Linked DNA regions of Homo sapiens: region 1 is linked to region 2. A link is a loop called in an ENCODE intact Hi-C map of the cell type or tissue named here. Cell type or tissue: PC-3. All regions are shown on one strand. Each heading gives the region's core, and the rest is flanking DNA. Links, peaks and the distances in the headings are about the cores only. Region 1 overlaps RMDN3 (regulator of microtubule dynamics 3). Region 2 overlaps SPINT1 (serine peptidase inhibitor, Kunitz type 1).

Region 1 (8,325 bases), core at 279-8,278, 110 kb after region 2:
GAGTCTGGTGGACAGCCTCCTCCAAGTCTGGTCATGCTAAGGGTGTTTTGAGTTTAAACCACTAGCACCACTTTGAAACTCTGGTCCCAAGGATAGAGTGTGATGTCAGTAGCAGCATCTGACCCATCTGACCTTATCTGCTGCTAGCTCCAGTTATTCAGGTAGCCTGTGTGAGGCCTAGAGGCCGATTTCTCCTTGTCCAGCCTTTATTCTTCTTAAGGGAAAGACTGGTGTAGAGAACAGCCAAGTTTTATGCTGGATCAGAGGAATTAGCTATAAGCAGGTACATGGAAACTAGAAGTTAAAATCAGTCCAGGTGTGGTGGTGGCTCATGGGTAATCCCAGCACTTTGGGAGGCCGAGACAGGAGGATTGCTTGAGTTCAGGAGCTTGAGACCATCCTGGACAAGGCAGCAAGACCACGTCTCTACATAAAATAACTACCTGGGGGAGGCCAAGGTGGGCGGATCACCTGAGTTCAGGAGTTTGAGACCAGTCTGGCCAACATGTCGAAACCCTGTCTCTACTAAAAATACAAAAATTAGCCAGGTGTGGTGGTGCATGCCTGTAATCCCAGCTAATCGGGAGGCTGAGGCAGGAGAATTGCTGGAACCCAGGAGGCAGAGGTTTCAGTGAGCCGAGATTGCGCCACTGCACTCCAGCCTGTGAGACAGAGTGAGACTCCATCTCAAAGAAAAAAAAAAAAAAAAAAAAAAACGAGCTGGGCATGGTGGCATGGGTCGGTAGTCCCAGCTACTTGGGAGGCCGGGAGTTTGAGGATGCAGTGAGCCATAATTGTGCCACTGCACTCCAGCCTGGGTGACAGAGTGAGACCCTGCCTCAGAAAAATAAAATACAATGTAAATACTAGGTGATAGGAATTTTTCAGCTCCATTATAATCGTATGCACCCACTGATATGCGCAGTCCGTGGTTGACTGAAATGTCATTATCACCAACGCTGGATTTGATGAGTGCTCCGGGGTCTCCAGAAACCTGTGGAGTGGTGGTGAAGAGCTCTCTGCTCTTCCATGGGGGACTGCTGTTGCCTGGGTTGTCAGATCCCTGTTATCTGCATTCTCAAGGGCAAACAGAGGTGGCCCTTTTCTATTCAATTTACCTAAATGGCTCTGGGCCAAGAGATGCTTCCAGAAGTTGTGTTAAAGAGGGGGCAAAAATGAAATTAATATTTGATACATCTGAATTGAAGAGAGAGACCGAGGAAGTAGTTGATAGTGGGCACTGAGATGTAAAGAACATCTCTGCAACCCAAGGAAGCAGGCCACTTGGGTGGGGAATTGATGTTTGAACTCTGTAAGGAGGTTGAACAGAAGGAGAGGTCACAGCTCTGCCCAAAATCAAAGAAAGCTTGAGGCCCTTCACAACTGTTTTTGTTTTTGTTTTGTTTTGTTTTGAGACAGGGTCTCACTCTGTTGCCCAGGCTGGAGTTCCATGGTGCCATCACAGCACAGCAGCCTCAACCTCTTGGGCTCAAGTGGTGCTCCTGCCTCAGCCTTCTGAATAGCTGGGACTACAGGCATGTGCCACCATGCCCAGCCAATTCTATTTATTTTTTTTGTACAGATGGGGTCTCACTGTGTTGCCCAGCCTGTTCTTGAACTCTTGGCCTCAAGCAGTTCTCCCACATCAGCCTCCAAGTGCTGAGATTACAGGTATGAACCACCGCACCTGGTCCTCTTTGTGATGATTTAAAGAAGTTGTACTAGGCCAGGCGCGGTGGCTCAGGCCTGTAATCCCAGCACGTTGGGAGGCCAAGGCAGGTAGATCACCTGAGATCAGGAGTTCAAGACCAGATGGCCAACATGGTGAAACCTCGTCTCTACTAAAAATACAAAAATTAGCCAGGCATGTTGGCAGGCACCGGTAATCCCAGCTACCTAGGAGGCGGAGGCAGAAGAATCACTTGAACCCAGGAGGTGGAGGCTGTAGTGTGCCAAGATGGCACCACTGCACTCCAGCCTCGGTGATAGAGCAGTACTCTGTCTCAAAAAAAAAAAAAATTACTGAGGCTGGGGTGTGGAGGCTCATGCCTATAATCCCAGCACTTTGGGAGGCTGAGGTGGGCAGATCACTTGAGGTCAGGAGTTCGAGACCAGCCCGGCCAACATGGTGAAACCCTGTCTCTACTAAAAATAGAAAAATTAGCTGGGCGTGGTGGTGCATGCCTGTAATCCCAGCTATTCCGGAGGCTGAGGCAGGAGAATCACTTGAACCCAGGGGGTGGAGTTTGCTGTGAGCCGAGATTGCACCACTGCACTCCAGCCTGGGTGACAGAGAAAGACTCCATCCCAAAAAAATAAAGAAGTACAAACTTCTGGGGTCAGTGGGAGCCAGAGCAGTTAACCAGGGACACCTGGGGGTCCTTCACTGCTAGGGGTGCTCACTGGGACTCCCAAGGCCACAAGGAGCAGGCCAGGGCTGCCAGACACCTGTGATGGGGCAAGGGGAAGAGTGGATTTCTTAATTATAGCGCCTTCAGGCTGTGTCCCATGCCCAGTCCCGTGGCATGAGAGCAGGTGGTGGTGCAACACTGTGTGGTTGAGCCGGCTGTTCTCTAGGGCAGTGGCCGTGGTGAATGATTCTTTGTGCCATGGTCATTGCCATGTAGGTCAAGGGGGGAGCTCTAGGAGTCTACAAACTCTGAAATGGCTTTGAACATGTGTGTCTTGGGGCAAGGAGAGCTGCTTTGAGGGATGAAGGGCTGAGATTTGATGGGCTGCTTGATTTCACTGAAAGCTGTATTCCTTCCTTCTTCCAAATAACAACTTTGAGGTCTCAGGAGATTGAGGGTGGCAGAGGCAGAATCACTGTGCAGCTCTGTGAGCTTGTTCCCCGGGCATTGTACCAAACACAGCTTGAGTTCCCTCTGTCAGAACCCAACTTGCCCTAAAATACCAGCTCCTCCAGCAAGCCTTCCCAGGCATCTCAGCCAAGAGAAATTGCCTGCAGCCTCATCGTGAAGACTCCTTCTTGGGCATTTATGACCTCATTAAGTTGGGTCTTATCTCAAGGTCAGGGTCCATGTGCCTGGTTATCTTTGAAGGCCTCATACTCAGTCTCTAACATGGTTTAGGTTAAGAGAAACTTAATTGCCAGGAGGAGAGATGTGTGTAACTGAGTCCTTCATTACTGCTTAAGAGTAGAGTGGCAGTCTCTGCTCAGAGGGAGCCTTGGGTCTCTGGCCCACTGTGGGAACTCCTGTCCTCCGGAGTGCACAGGACCAAAGGGCCTTTTCAAAGGTCCCTGCTCGTCTCTGGCAGATCTCAAAAGCCTCAGGGTATGTTAAAAGGGTCACTCCTCTCTGGTAGATTTCTCCAAAGGCTGGCTGGGTTAGTCTGGGAGGTGGAAAGTGAGAGAGAATGGTGTAAATGTGGTAGCCCTTGGCATGTGATTAATCTCTTCTGAGGCCCCAGAAGCTGCCTCAGGCAGTAGGGTTTCAGATTGTTGAGGGTTCCTTAAAGTGGGGCTGAGATGCAATTAAAGTCTACTTTCTATGCCAGCTTCCCTGGAGCCTCCCTGCCTCACAGGGCTCTACCATCTTTCACTCTGTTTGTGGCAGCAAGGCTCCCTGACCTCTCTTCTTGGCTTTGTGAGCTGGGCCTTTAGGATCCAGAGGGATGGCAGCATCGCAGCTCAGGTCCCAGGGGATTCTGTGCTGATGCCTGGGCTCCAGCAGGGCTAGGTCCCTCCCTGGGAGTGCTGGAGGCAGAGAGACTCCTCTTTGGACTCCTGATTGGCTGAGGCAGCCCTCAACTCAGCAAGAAATAGGGTCTCCCCCTCCTTCTAGCAAAGGGAGATGATGCAATTCCAGCTTCCCGTTCCAGATAAACCATCTACCCATTTTGCATTTGGGCCTGGCTGGGCAGAGGAGACTCTGGTTTGATTTTTCTCAATCTGGCAGGTGCAGTTGGGAGTTTCATTCTCTAGGTTGCCTGTGGGTGGTCTCCCTCATCAGTACCCAGGTTGGTTACGAAATCTAATGACACTTATCCTTGTCCCTTTGATTTCTAAAGGTGTTTTTTTTTTTTTCTAATAACTAAAGGGGAAATCTACTTGGATAACCTCTTAAAAAACAAAGGTGCAGTTAGGAAAGGTTTTAAATACCTTACAAGTTCTTGTAGTAGATGTGTCTGGGGCCTCTTTTTTAGATGAGGCTGAAGCTCCTCTGTAAGGATGCAGTCAGCACGGACTGGGTACCAGGTCTGGCTGCTCACTTCCAGAGCCTTCAGAGCCTGCCACCTTGTGGTTTCTGGTTTTCTGGGCAGGACAGCACTTCTGCCCTGACATTAGGCTGTCAGTTGTTGACTTTATTTGTAGGTGGTGTGTCATCTCTCCTTCAGTCCTGTTTTGCTCCAGCCACAGGGAGCCTATTCTTTTTTTTTTTTTTTTTTGAGACGGAGTCTTGCTCTGTCGCCCAGGGTGGAGTGCAGTGGTGTGATCTCCGCTCACTGCAAGCTCTGCCTCCCGGGTTCACGCCCATTCTTCTGCCTCAGCCTCCCGAGTAGCTGGGACTACAGGCACCTGCCACCATGCCTGGCTAATTTTTTGTATTTTTTAGTAGAGACAGGGTTTCACCGTGTTAGCCAGGATGGTCTTGATCTCCTGACCTCCTGATCCGCCCGCCTCGGCCTCCCAAAGTGCTGGGATTACAGGCGTGAGCCACCGCCCCCAGCCTTGTGTTTGCTTCTGACCCCCAGAAGTCCTACCTTTTCCCCTGCTCAGTCCTTATCTATTTTAGGCATTTAGGGAAAACACCCTAATCAGCTGCTGGTGGCTGAGATCCAAGAGAAACTCAGCTTCCTCTTTAGTGGGTGCATCAGGGTTGGGGCTCCTTAGGAGCCACCTGGCATATGGCAGCCCCCCAAACACCTTTTCAGGGGGTAGTTTGCATTGTCTTCCCCTTCTTGCTTCTGGCTGCAAAGTGGTTCCTATCACCTCTCCTCACACCCTTAAGTTCTCAAGGTTACTATGGGCTACTCCTGTTGCGGTTTAGGTTTGGTTGTTGACTTGGGCCAGAGGTTGCGAGTTTGTGGATGTGTGTGTGGCTGCCCATGGCCTGAGGCTGCACCCACCCATGTTGGTTGTGGCAAGTGTCTCTGACTGATAAGGCAAAAACGAGCAGGGACTTCTCACATTTGCCTTAACTGTCACAGGGCCTCAGCTGGTTGTCTGCTCTTTCCTTCCTGGATCATTTTCCCAGCCCTTAGTTCCCATAGGAAACTTTCTCTCAAATAATGATTTCTGCTGGGCATGGTGGCTCATGCCTGTAATCCCAGCACTTTGGGAGGCCGAGGTGGGCGGATCACTTGAGGCCAGGGGTTTGAGACCAGTCTGGGCAACATGGCAAAACCCCGTCTCTACTAAAAATACAAAAAAATTAGGTGGGAGAATTGCTTGACCCCAGGAGGTGGAGGTTTGAGTGAGCCAAGATCGAACCACTGCACTCCAGTCTGGGTGACAGAGCGGGACCCTGTCTCAAAAAAAAAAAAAAAAAAGAAAAAAAGTCTGCCCTTAAGAGGTATGAATGATTGTGATTTGGTGCTTTGGACAATGCCATGTAGAGTGCTTCTTTGGGGGTGAGGGATAGACAGACCCTAGGGGCTCTGAGCTGAATAATCCTCTTGTTGTCCCTTACATTTCTCTGCCAGTTACACAACAGCCAATGCGGAGTCTGACAATGAGCGGGACTCTGACAAAGAAAGTGAGGACGGGGAAGATGAAGTGAGCTGTGAGACTGTGAAGATGGGGAGAAAGGATTCTCTTGACTTGGAGGAAGAGGCAGCTTCAGGTGCCTCCAGTGCCCTGGAGGCTGGAGGTTCCTCAGGCTTGGAGGATGTGCTGCCCCTCCTGCAGCAGGCCGACGAGCTGCACAGGGGTGATGAGCAAGGCAAGCGGGAGGGCTTCCAGCTGCTGCTCAACAACAAGCTGGTGGTGAGGCTCCAGCTGCCTGTCTCCTTCTCCTTCCCTCCCTCCCTCCATCTCTCTGTTCCTGACCCCTGGGGAATGAAGGCCCGTGTGGTTACTGCCCCTACAAGGTGACATGGGACGAGAAATGGTGAGACAGCTGGTTTTGCATCTGTCCCCCAGGTCACATATCCTCTTCCAAGGAGGCCCAGCGTGGATCCTAGGGCCAGTGTACTGCTTGCCCCAGAGCTGCCTCCCCTCTTGGGAGGGGGAGTGTAGTTCTCTGCTTTCTGTAGAGCTACTGCAGAAAGAGCTCTACCTCTCACCTCTAGGGGGAAATGTGGAAAGAACTGTATTTTTTTTTTCTCCTCATTTCCCTTGAGGCAGAGTCCAAGCTGCCAGCCCCATTACAAGCGACAACTGTGTAGGTCACTCAACCATAATTCTCTTGTCAGGTTCACTGACAGAATATATGCCCACCCAGGTATAAATGCCCCCCCCCCAGAAGTTAGAAGTTTCCCTTTTCCTTTCACACTTTCTTCATGTGTCAGCAAAAGACCTCTCGTGCCTTATGACATCTTGGAGTTGACCTTTCCTCCCAGCAGTTCTAGGAGGTCAGAATGCCCTCACCCCGTAATTGTGCAAGCTACTGGCTAGACAGAGAATGTGTCATACATTAACTGCACGTGGGAAGGGATGACTGGGGGGAAGGCTGCGTGTAGGAGCTGGCCTGATATTGATGACTGTAACATACTAGCTTGGAAATTCAAACCTAGGGTGTGGGGGAAGGCCAAGGCCCCCATTCTCCACAGTTGAGGAAAAAGGGGCCTCACCCGTTTCTGTCTGGTCTGCAGTATGGAAGCCGGCAGGACTTTCTCTGGCGCCTGGCCCGAGCCTACAGTGACATGTGTGAGCTCACTGAGGAGGTGAGCGAGAAGAAGTCATATGCCCTAGATGGTAAGTGCTGACAGCTTCCTGTGGGAAGGTGACTGACTGATTCAGGGGTGGGGCTGGCCCATCTGCCTGGGGACCCGGGGAACCACCAAGATGCTGTCAGCAGTTGTGGCTCAGTTACCCACTAGGGACAAACTCTGGCTCCCAAAGACCCTTGCTTTCTCCTCTGGAAGAAGAGAGCAGTCTTTGCTTATCTGTATATCATGCTGATTAGTAACACACGTGCATGTGTTTCTAGGAGTAGTTGTATCCTATCAATGTTATTCGTTTTTCTCACTCTAGCCACAGAGGGCAAAACCTTTTTTCTTAACCTGAGGTTTTTTGCTGCTGCTTAGAAATCTGGTTTCAGTTTTCTGAGCTGGTGGGGCAGGTGTTCTAAGAATATAGCTAGCTTAGAAGACTCTGGAATCCACTTGGCAAGTCTGTTGGCAAAGGCTCCACCCTGGAGGATAGGGTGCATCTGACCTGTGCCAGGCTCAGGGCTTGGCCTTATCTGTCATGAGGTCAGAGAATGCTTGGACTTTAGAGACTGATGTGTCCTGCTGAACTCCACACACTGAGTCAGGTACCATCAATGGGTAATGGGTTTCTAGGTCTGTGGTTCAGTTAATATCTATTTTTTTTTTTTTTTTAAACAGTCTTTCTCTGTTGCCCAGGCTGGAGTTCAGTGGCCTGATCTCGGCTGACTGCAACCTCCACCTCCTGGGCTCAAGCAATTCTCCTGCCTCAGCCTCCCCAGTAGCTGGGATTACAAGCACATGCCATCATACCCGACTAAGTCTTGTATTTTTAGCAGAGATGGGGTTTCGCCATGTTGGCTAGGCTGGTCTTGAACTCCTGGCCTCAACTGATTCACCCACCTAGGCCTCCCAAAGTGCTGGGATAACAGGCATAAACCACTGTGCCTGGCCAGTTAACTGTCTAAAATGGATTTGTCTACCTTTCTATTGTAAGTACAGCCTTACAAATATTATTGAATCCTTGATAATGTATACTCAAACAGTACCTCAAAGTTAACATTCTAAACATTTGTAGAATTCTGTCAATGGAGAAAGAACAGACCAATTGAGTAGGATGTCTCTGTAGACCCTCAGAAAAATTCCTGGAAGTTTTAACAAAAGATGCTTATTTATGATTACTTTTTCTCTCCAAAAGTTTGTTTTCCCTCCTAAATTTCAGATGAGGATTCTCAGCTTTTGGGCTGATTTTTGGACTCTTCATGTCAACAACCTTTCCTTTCCCTCTTGATCATTGGTCATCTCTTATTAGTGCTAGTAGCCAGCATGAACCCCAAAGACAGAAGTGGAGGCAGTGGTTAGCAGGGCAGCACTTGGTTGGTCTGGCCTCCTGAGCTTAGCACCCATGGACAAAGCTTTACCTGCTGGAGGTCAGATGACTATGGAATGTCTTTGAAGGTTCTGCTCTGAGATCACAGCCTTTAAGAATTA
Region 2 (8,325 bases), core at 240-8,239:
GCTATGTGCTTCACACAGGTTCCCTCGCCTAATTTACTTGGTGTTGCTTCCTCCCTCTGTCCCTCTCCCTGTGCTGTGACCTCTGGTGATGTAGCCTGCTTATCTGCCCACTCCTTTTTTTTTTTTTTTTTTTTTTGAGATGGAGTCTTGCTCTGTTGCCCAGGTTGGAGTTCAGTGGCATGATCTCAGCTCACTGCAAACTCTGCCTCCCGGGTTCAAGCAATTCTCTTGCCTCAGCCTCCCGAGTAGCTGGGATTACAGGCATGTGCCACCATGCTCAGCTAATTTTGTACTTTTAGTAGAGACGGGGTTTCTCCATGTTGGTCAGGCTTGTCTCGAACTCCCAACCTCTGGTAATCCACCCACCTTGGCCTCCCAAAGTGCTGGGATTACAGGCATGAGCCACCGCGCCCGGCCCACTCTTTAAAGTTCAGATCACTCCTTTCCCCTGCTTAAATCCCCTCCACCCACCAAACTCCCAGCTTCCACCTCCCTGCTTCCAAACTGAGCAGCTTGTGATTCCCAAACAAAACCCAGGATCTCCACTGCCCAGCTTTTGCTCAGTGTGATTTTGTTATGCATGGAACACCCACACCCATCTGCTCATCTTATTTTTTTCCAATCTTTTTTTATTGTGATAAAATACATATAATGTAAAATTTACTATCTTAACCATTTTAAAGTATATGGTTTAGTGGCACTAAGTACATTCACATTGTTGTGCAACCATCACCACCATCCATCTCCTGAGCCTTTTCCTTTTACAAAACTGGAACTCTGTACCCATTAAGCAATAATTCTCTATTTTCCTTTTCCCAGCAACCATCATTCTACTGTCTCTTTGATTTTGACTACTCTAAGCATTTCAGATGAGTAGAATCATACTTGTCTTTTTGTGACTGGCTGATTTCACTTAGCATAATATAGATGTCCTGAAGGTTCATCTGTGTTGTAGCATATGTTAGAACATCCTTTTTAAGGCTGAATATTATTCCACCGTGTATATTGTGTGTACTCCATTTTGCTTATCCATTCATCTGTTGATAGGCACTCAGGTTGATTCCATGTTTTAGCTATTGTGAATAATGCTATGTACATACGTGTGCAAGAATCTCTTGGAGACCCCTACTCACCTAGTTTTTTTTTTAATTTAATTTTATTTTTTTAAGATGGAGTCTCACTCTGTCACCCAGGCTGGAGTGCAGTGGTGCCATCTTGGTTCACTACAACCTCCACTTCCCGGGTTCAAGTGATTCTCCTGCCTCAACCTCCCAAGTAGCTGGGATTATAGGTGTGTGCCACCACACCCGGCTAATTTTTGTATTTTTAGTAGAGACGGGGTTTCACCATGTTGGCCAGGCTGGTCTCGAACTCCTGACCTCAAGTGATCCACCCACCTCGGCCTCCCAAACTGCTGGAATTACAGGTGTGAGCCACCGTGCAGGGCCACTCACCTGATGTTAGACTTTCTCCACGAAGTCACTTATTAACCTTAATCTCCTCCACTTGACCGGCCTCTGTTTTGTTCCAGCAGCCATTTTTCAGATACCTGGTACGCACAAGCAGGGCCCAGCTTGGGAGACGCTAGGATAACTAAGACCTGGTCAGCGCCCTGAGGAGTCTTGTCTGGATAAAGGGAGACACACACTAGCTTGGACTTATGCGTGCAGCGGAGCTGTGTAGAGCAGGAGTGCGTGGAGAGGGCAGCAATGAACTTTGGCTGGAGAGCCAGAGAAAGCTTCGTGAGCTGGAACACGGGGTAAAGTAGGAGCTTTCCAGGGCGGAGGGGACTTCTGAAGTGGAGGAAACTGCCTGTTCAGGACATGGAGGTAGGGATCAAAGTTCTGAGTCATGTGGGTGGGCACAGAGCAGAGGATGGCTGGGGCGGTCTCAGGGATAAGGAGAAGTTTGGGGACCAGACTGTTTTGTCACCGTATCTGCATCCCTGCAGCCTGCACGCCAGAGTGTAAGCGCCAGGAGAGCAGGAGCTGTGTCTTGGCGTTCATTGCTCCACTCCTGTCACCTGCCTGAGACTGAGTCCTCACATCCTTGCAGGAAGAACACGGCATCCAGTCATAGTCACAGCGCCCCCTAGTGACCCCCGAGAGCTCCCACCTCCTCGGGCACTCCCTCTGCACATGCAAGCAGCTGTTACTAGGGGTGGCCCTTTGCCTGGCATCCTCTCACTTGATGTCTATCCCTCCCTGAGAGGATGTTCACTTCAGGCCAACAAACCCTTATTAAATACTTGCTCTGTGTTGATCACTGTTCTGGACACTAGGGTAGAGTCTGAGAACCAACTGATAATGGGGGTTGTTCCCAGTAGGGATCAAGTCCGTTTTGAGCCTCGAAGGATGGACGAGTGTCAGAGTAGGGGGTTAGAAGGGAAAACACGGTGCCCTATGAAGTGGAACAATGGGGATGAGCCCCACCCCCTGCCGCTTACTCAACATTTACTAAACTACGATTTACCAAGGTCACAGAGGGAGCATGGGGTGCCGGGAACCCAGACACAACTGGATGCCATCTGCGGCTCTGGGATCTCACAATCCGGCAAGAAGACAGGCAGTAAAGGAAATAAGAGGTGCTCTGGGCTCAGGGTGGTGTTAGCAGACACAGGGGTGTGAGGCAGGGAGTGTCCACCACCTGCAGTTGTGTGGGAGGGTTTTGAGCTTAGGCTGAGGCGTGCAAAATGGGGAGGTGGTCCATGAGAGCACGAGTCCAAAACCAGGTGTTATCCATCAAAACGAGGCCTGTCCCGGCGTGCTAAGAAGGTTCTGCTTCTTGATCTGGGTGCCTGCCTCAGAGGTGTGTGTCATTATGGAAATTCACTGAGCTATACACTTATAACTTCATATATGTACATTCATGGTAGTTGTACTTGCTTAAAATTTGCTTTTAAGTCCCCCCCCACCCCCACCAACCCCGATACCTCTTTTGTAAGACTAAACTCTGGGGATCCAGTCCAATCTCAGCTCTAGGGCCTTGGGGAGGAAATTTCAATGAATTAGTTTCTTCACCTGTAAAATGCGGATGATTGTATTGTCATCACAAGGGCTGTGTGCAGCGCCAGCAACTCGAGATACGTAAAGCATTTAAATAGTGCTTCCTCTGCCCCTCTCAGCAGTATCAAATTTCTAATGATTGGCAGTGTCTGGCACAGAGGAGCTCAATGTAATTCACTGAATAAACGAACGAATGAGCTCAAAGTATGATTTTTTTTTTTTTTTGGCACCGGGAGGTAGCTTGAACAAATGCAGGGGTGTGGGTTGGAGTGGCGTGTCTCTACTAAAGGCTCCTGGGAAGGAGCTCAGAGCCTGGTTGGGGGTGCTGCACTCCAGCGCAGAAGCCAGGGCTTCTGTTGGGAGGGAGACAGCTAGTCACCTGGGCCCTAACATGGAGGTAGGAGCCAAGGTGCCTGTGCACCCCTAACCCCAACCTCCAAATGAGCAGAATTGTGGAGAGCTCAACCACTCAACAGGCTTGTGGAGAGGCTCACACCAGGAAGAAATGCTACACAGCAGCACTGCAGCCTCCCCACACTCGTGGCTCCCGTGGCCCGCTCACTCCTCCCCTCTGGTGGTCAAACATGGCACTGCTCTCCAAAGTCAGGGGCCAGGCCAGTTTCGAGAGAGACGATGGGAAAACCTGCTCAACAGGGTGGCTGAAGCCTGAACCAGCTGAACAGGACGGTCCCATCACCCCCCAGCAACCTAGTCCCTCTCCTGGCCCACAGAACAGAGCCAGAAACTCCACAAACCACTTTTATTACCCAGTGGGCGGGCTGGGCTGTGATGTTGGAGAACCTTGGGGGTGGGGGCTGCGGAATGCAGCTGAGCTTCTCCTGGCTCTGTCTGCTGGTCTAGGCCAGGGTGGGGCTGATCAAGGGCAGAGAGCTCAATCTTGGGGGAAGAGGAAGAGAGGATAGAGAGGCCAAACAGGCCTCTTCCCCTCCTCTTCACCCATGCCACAGCATTAAATAAACAAAAAGCAACTCTTTACAGCACAAACTACACAGGGAAGTCCTTCCTCCCAGCCCTGGGCGCACAGCATGGAAGAGGAGCTCGGGAGGACAGGGTTGGGGCCTCCAGGGTCTGACACCACCCCACTCCTCTTCCTAGCACCATGGGGTAGGGACAGGCAGCTTTGAACAGAGGAAACAAAACTCCAACTTCCTCCAAACTCCTATGCAGGCAGGTCCATCTAGTCTGGTACTTCTGGCCCAAGGGTTTTCTGCTCCTTCCAAACCTTTGAGCTTTCTCAGGACGTGAGCTTAGCTGAGACTTCTCCAAGAGGGGCTGGAGCCCTGGTCTCTGAGGCACAGTGGGCCTGGGAAACAGGCAAGAGTCTGGTTCCAAAGTTTTTCCCAGCCCAGGCCTCTGCCTTGGCAAGCAGGAAGCAGGGCCAGGTGAGAGCCGGTGAGACCCAGGCTCAGAGGGGCCGCGTGGTGTGGTTATAGACCAGGTGCTCCGTGTCCTCGGTAGTGGAGACAGTGGAGCTGGCAGGGGTGGGTGGTGGGTGGTGGTGGTGTCCGTGGAAGTCCTTTCTCTGGTTCTTGAAGAAGCAGTAACCCAAGATGGCTACCACCACCACAATGCAGATGACCAGGAACACTGCGACAGCCATCTCCACAGAGCCTGGGGGAAGAAGGGGTAGAATAAGGGGCTCCCAGGGCCTGCCTGGTTCTGACACCCACCCCCAATCTATGGAAGAGACCAAGTCAAATGGATGCCAGGTATGGAAGGACATGGGCACCCGACTCAGACCTCCCACATATGAACAGCTGAACAGCTCTGTCCAGGAGCTCAGAGGAACTCTGGTGGGCCTCAGGTCTCAGCTCAAGTCGCTCTCCTTGCAGTTAACTTGGGGGAAGCCTGGGACGCTGCTGACAGACATCGGCACGCACTTTACTGTACTCCCTCCCTCGTGTGTGGCAGGCATCCCCATTTGATTACGGTACTCTGTCTCTATAGGCCACCTTGGCATCCTTCTCAACACAGGTTAGGCTGTCACAACAGGTGGAGTTGATCCGTGAGTTGATACCTACATGCTAACCTCAGTTACAGGACAGATCAGGGCTTACCTGTGCTGGGAATGGGGATTTCCCGCCTCAGGCCAAACACATCCTTCTCTGCAGAATGATGAGGGGAAAGACCAGTCAGTACTGAGGGCTCAGAGACTCAGCTGCTCCCCAGTGCCCCAGACCTCACACTGGCATCCTCTCCCACTCCTACTCCAGGCGCTCTGAGGATGGAGGGGTGACTCCCAAAGGCCTGGGGACAGAGTGGAGGCCACTGGCTAAGCCTTCCCCCATACATGCCCACCCTCTCACTGGCCCACTCACTGGAGATGCCGCGACAAGACTCGAGGCACTGCTGCTCTTCCTCAAAGTTGTTCTTGTTGCCGTAACAACCACCATAGGTAAAGCGGGCGCAGTGTTCGCTGAAGGGGTTGTAGTACCAGCGCGGGATGCTCTCCTTGCAGAGTCCTGTGTCTGGCAGGTCCACGCAGTGCCCTGGGGGGTATGGGGTAGGCTATGGTGAGCGAGTCCATGGCCTCCCTGCCACCTTCTGCTAGGCTCCACGTGGCTGCTGCCCAGCACCTCCCCACCTGCCATGGCTCAGGGAGGGCCTGAGAGGCCCCAAAACACCTGGCCCAGCTGCAGTGGTGCCAGAAAAGGGAAGACAAACCCTGGACAATAACTGTAGGCACAAAAGTAAACTACGCCGACTCATAGTTATTTCAATTTTCTTTCAGCTTTTCTGACTGGGTCACGGTCTCAGTTTTCCAACACTGGGTGGTTTACCTCTTTTTTTTAAAGACAGTGTCTCGCTATGTTGCCCAGGTTGGCCTCAAATTCCTAGGCCAAGCGATCCTCCCACCTCAGCCTCCCTAGTAGCTGGGATTCCAGGTGTAAGCCACCACGCCTGGCTGGTTTACCTTTCTTAAAAAAGAGGATGGGCCTCAGGGTCTGAGCCTTGGCAGGCAAGCAACTAGCTAGAGCTTATTATTATTATTATTGTTTTGAGACAGGGTCTCACTCTGTTGCCCAGGCTGAGGTGCAGTGGTTCCATCTCAACTGACTGCAGTCTCTACCTCCCAGGTTCAAGTGATCCTCCTACCTCAGCCTTCTGAGTAGCTGGGAGTACAGGAACGCGCAACCACATCCGGCTAATTTTTGTATTTTTTGTAGAGATGGGGTTTTGCCATATTGCCCACGCTGGTCTTGAACTCCTGAGCTCAAGCAATCTGCCAGCCTCGGCCTCTCAAAGCGCTGGGATTATAAGTGTGAGCCACCACGCCTGGCAAGCTAAAACTTACTGTTTTATTATATTTATTTGTGTTGTTTTTCAATGTTTGGCAAGTAATAGTGGCTTCCCATTTATGGTAGTGATGTGAAAGTTCCTTTTTAATATATTACATTTAAAAAGTAACTGATTAAGTAAATAAGATCTGAGCAATATGTGGTGGACATGGCTGAAGTTATGAAGGTGTTCGGAGAATGAGTGATGCCTGGAAAACACAGAGCCACAGAAGAAAGCCCAAGAGCCAGCCAGGGAAGAAGCTGAGCCATCTGGAGAACGGGGAGCCCACCCTGGCTCTTTGTGCCCACAGGCCCGTACACCCAGCAGGCCCCTCAGGCACTGCTGGATGGAAATAGTGAGGATGGCAGTGTCAGCGTCTGCCCTGATCCAGGGCACCTGGGGAGGATCTCACCTTTGTCACTGGGGAAATGGATGCGCTGGAGCTCGTCAAAGCCACTCGTGTCTGCAGAGAGGAAAGGTCAGAGTCTCAGACCCAACAAGGGTCTCCCAGGGGTTCAGGGCAAGGCTGTCAGGACCTCCCTGTCTGCTGCCCAACCCCCTCTATCCCCCAGGCCTCACATTTTTCACAGGCAGCCTCGTCGGAGGCGTCGGGGCAGTTGGGGGTGTCGTCACACTCCAGGAAACTGTCGATGCAGCAGCCATTGCTGCAGCGGAACTGGGTGGGCTGACAGGTGCCAGAGCACACTGGACGGGTGGAAGGGAGGTCAGGCTCAAGCAAAGAACAAGTGCCCAGGGCCCACCTTCTACTTGGCCCTCTCTGCCCAGACACAGCACATCCCCCATTCCCTTTCCACCAACCCCACTCCTGCCCCACGCAAACTGGGCAGATCCTCATAGGACGATGCTGGGCTGGAAGGGGTGGGATGTTTGTGGTCCTTCCACAAACTCTGAGGGGAGGAATGGCTTGGTCAAAGGCAGGCTGCTTAGGGGCATAGGGATGATATGGGCTAGAGATGTGGTGGGGATGGGGGATGGGGAGGGGAGTAAAGCCCACCTGGATGGCGCCTTTCCATGGAGGGGCCTGGGAGAGAGAACAGAGAATGAGAGGAGGCATGACCAGGCTCCAGTGGGGATGAGATAATTGGGGTGGGTGGGCAAGGGAGAGCTCCCACCACCCACCTCCCTGGCCACAGAAGAGAGAGACCACTCACCCTGGGGGAAAGTCGCCTGAGCCCCAGAGCTGCCTCTCAAAGGCCCACCTTGCACACCCCGACAGGCTAGAATGCACTCTTCTTCCCGAAGGTAGTTGTTCTTGTTGCCCAAGCAGCCTCCATAAACGAAACTCTTGCAGATCTGCTCCGTGGGGTCATAGTACCAGCGTGGGAAAGAGCCCCGGCAGCGACCCACCTTGTTGGATGCGAGGCAGTAGTCTAGGGGGGAGAGCTTATGAGGGGACCGTGCGGCCAATCCGCACAGCGGGGGCTCCAGGTGCTGCTCCTCACCCCTCCCTCACCTTCTGTCTGCTTGGTGGACAGCACAGTGACTGTGACGTTGGCCGTGTCCTCTGGGTGGTCTGAGCTAGTCACTGTCAGCTGGAACAGGTAGGTGCCTTCCTTGAGTCCCCACAGTTCCACCTGGTTTGGGTCTTTCCTCTGCACACAGGAGTGGCTATCAGGCTTGGGCACCCCCTGATGCCCTTGGGCTGCCCCAGGCCTGGCCAGACACACACCCACACCCCTGGGGAGGCCAGGGGGAGTTGGATTAAATGCATCTTCAGCCTCTCTCCACCCCATCCCATCCGGGGCCATTGGTTGGCCTAGGGCCCCAGAAAGGGGCTCCAAGAAGGCTGGCAGGCAGAGGGCGGGGTCAGAGTCAGCCCAGTGTCTCACCTCTACCCTGACATCCGTGTCACCCCGCAGTAGGCGCCAATCTGTGTTTTCCACATCCTTCAGCACCAGGGGTTCCTGGGGTTGTACCTTCAAGTCTATGCCTGCCCAGGCCTTGGGGATCCCAGACCCTGGCGGGGAGAGAAAGTGAGATAAGGTCAATTCTCACTAGA

The links. Hi-C counts contacts between places; a loop is a spot of excess contacts. Peaks named below come from ENCODE experiments on the same cell type or tissue, not always from the same donor. Only the 100,000 strongest peaks of a DNase experiment are listed, where the experiment ranks them.
Region 1: it touches region 2 in a loop (7-fold over the local background); 5 of 110 quality-filtered maps call a loop at or near these places.

The regions. Positions count from the first base shown.
Region 1 is chr15:40,742,602-40,750,926 of GRCh38, reverse strand. It overlaps RMDN3 (regulator of microtubule dynamics 3), which reads left to right. Exons shown (of 13, transcript NM_018145.3): 5 at 5,668-5,950; 6 at 6,778-6,880. Among named protein-coding and RNA genes, the nearest start is that of RMDN3, 8.5 kb to the left of the region's middle. RefSeq lists a silencer at 4,165-4,334. In PC-3, for the core only: CTCF peaks have their summits at 4,257 (motif pointing left) and 6,225 (motif pointing right); a DNase peak (open chromatin) is centred at 4,286; H3K27ac peaks cover 339 bases.
Region 2 is chr15:40,853,082-40,861,406 of GRCh38, reverse strand. It overlaps SPINT1 (serine peptidase inhibitor, Kunitz type 1), which reads right to left. Exons shown (of 11, transcript NM_003710.4): 3 at 8,156-8,283; 4 at 7,780-7,918; 5 at 7,526-7,696; 6 at 7,321-7,347; 7 at 6,885-7,010; 8 at 6,718-6,768; 9 at 5,345-5,515; 10 at 5,084-5,131; 11 at 3,200-4,637. The coding sequence ends at 4,432. Among named protein-coding and RNA genes, the nearest start is that of SPINT1-AS1, 13 kb to the right of the region's middle. RefSeq lists an enhancer at 3,276-3,325. In PC-3, for the core only: CTCF peaks have their summits at 2,116 (motif pointing left) and 3,588 (motif pointing left); DNase peaks (open chromatin) are centred at 2,086 and 3,656; H3K4me3 peaks cover 491 bases; H3K27ac peaks cover 3,744 bases.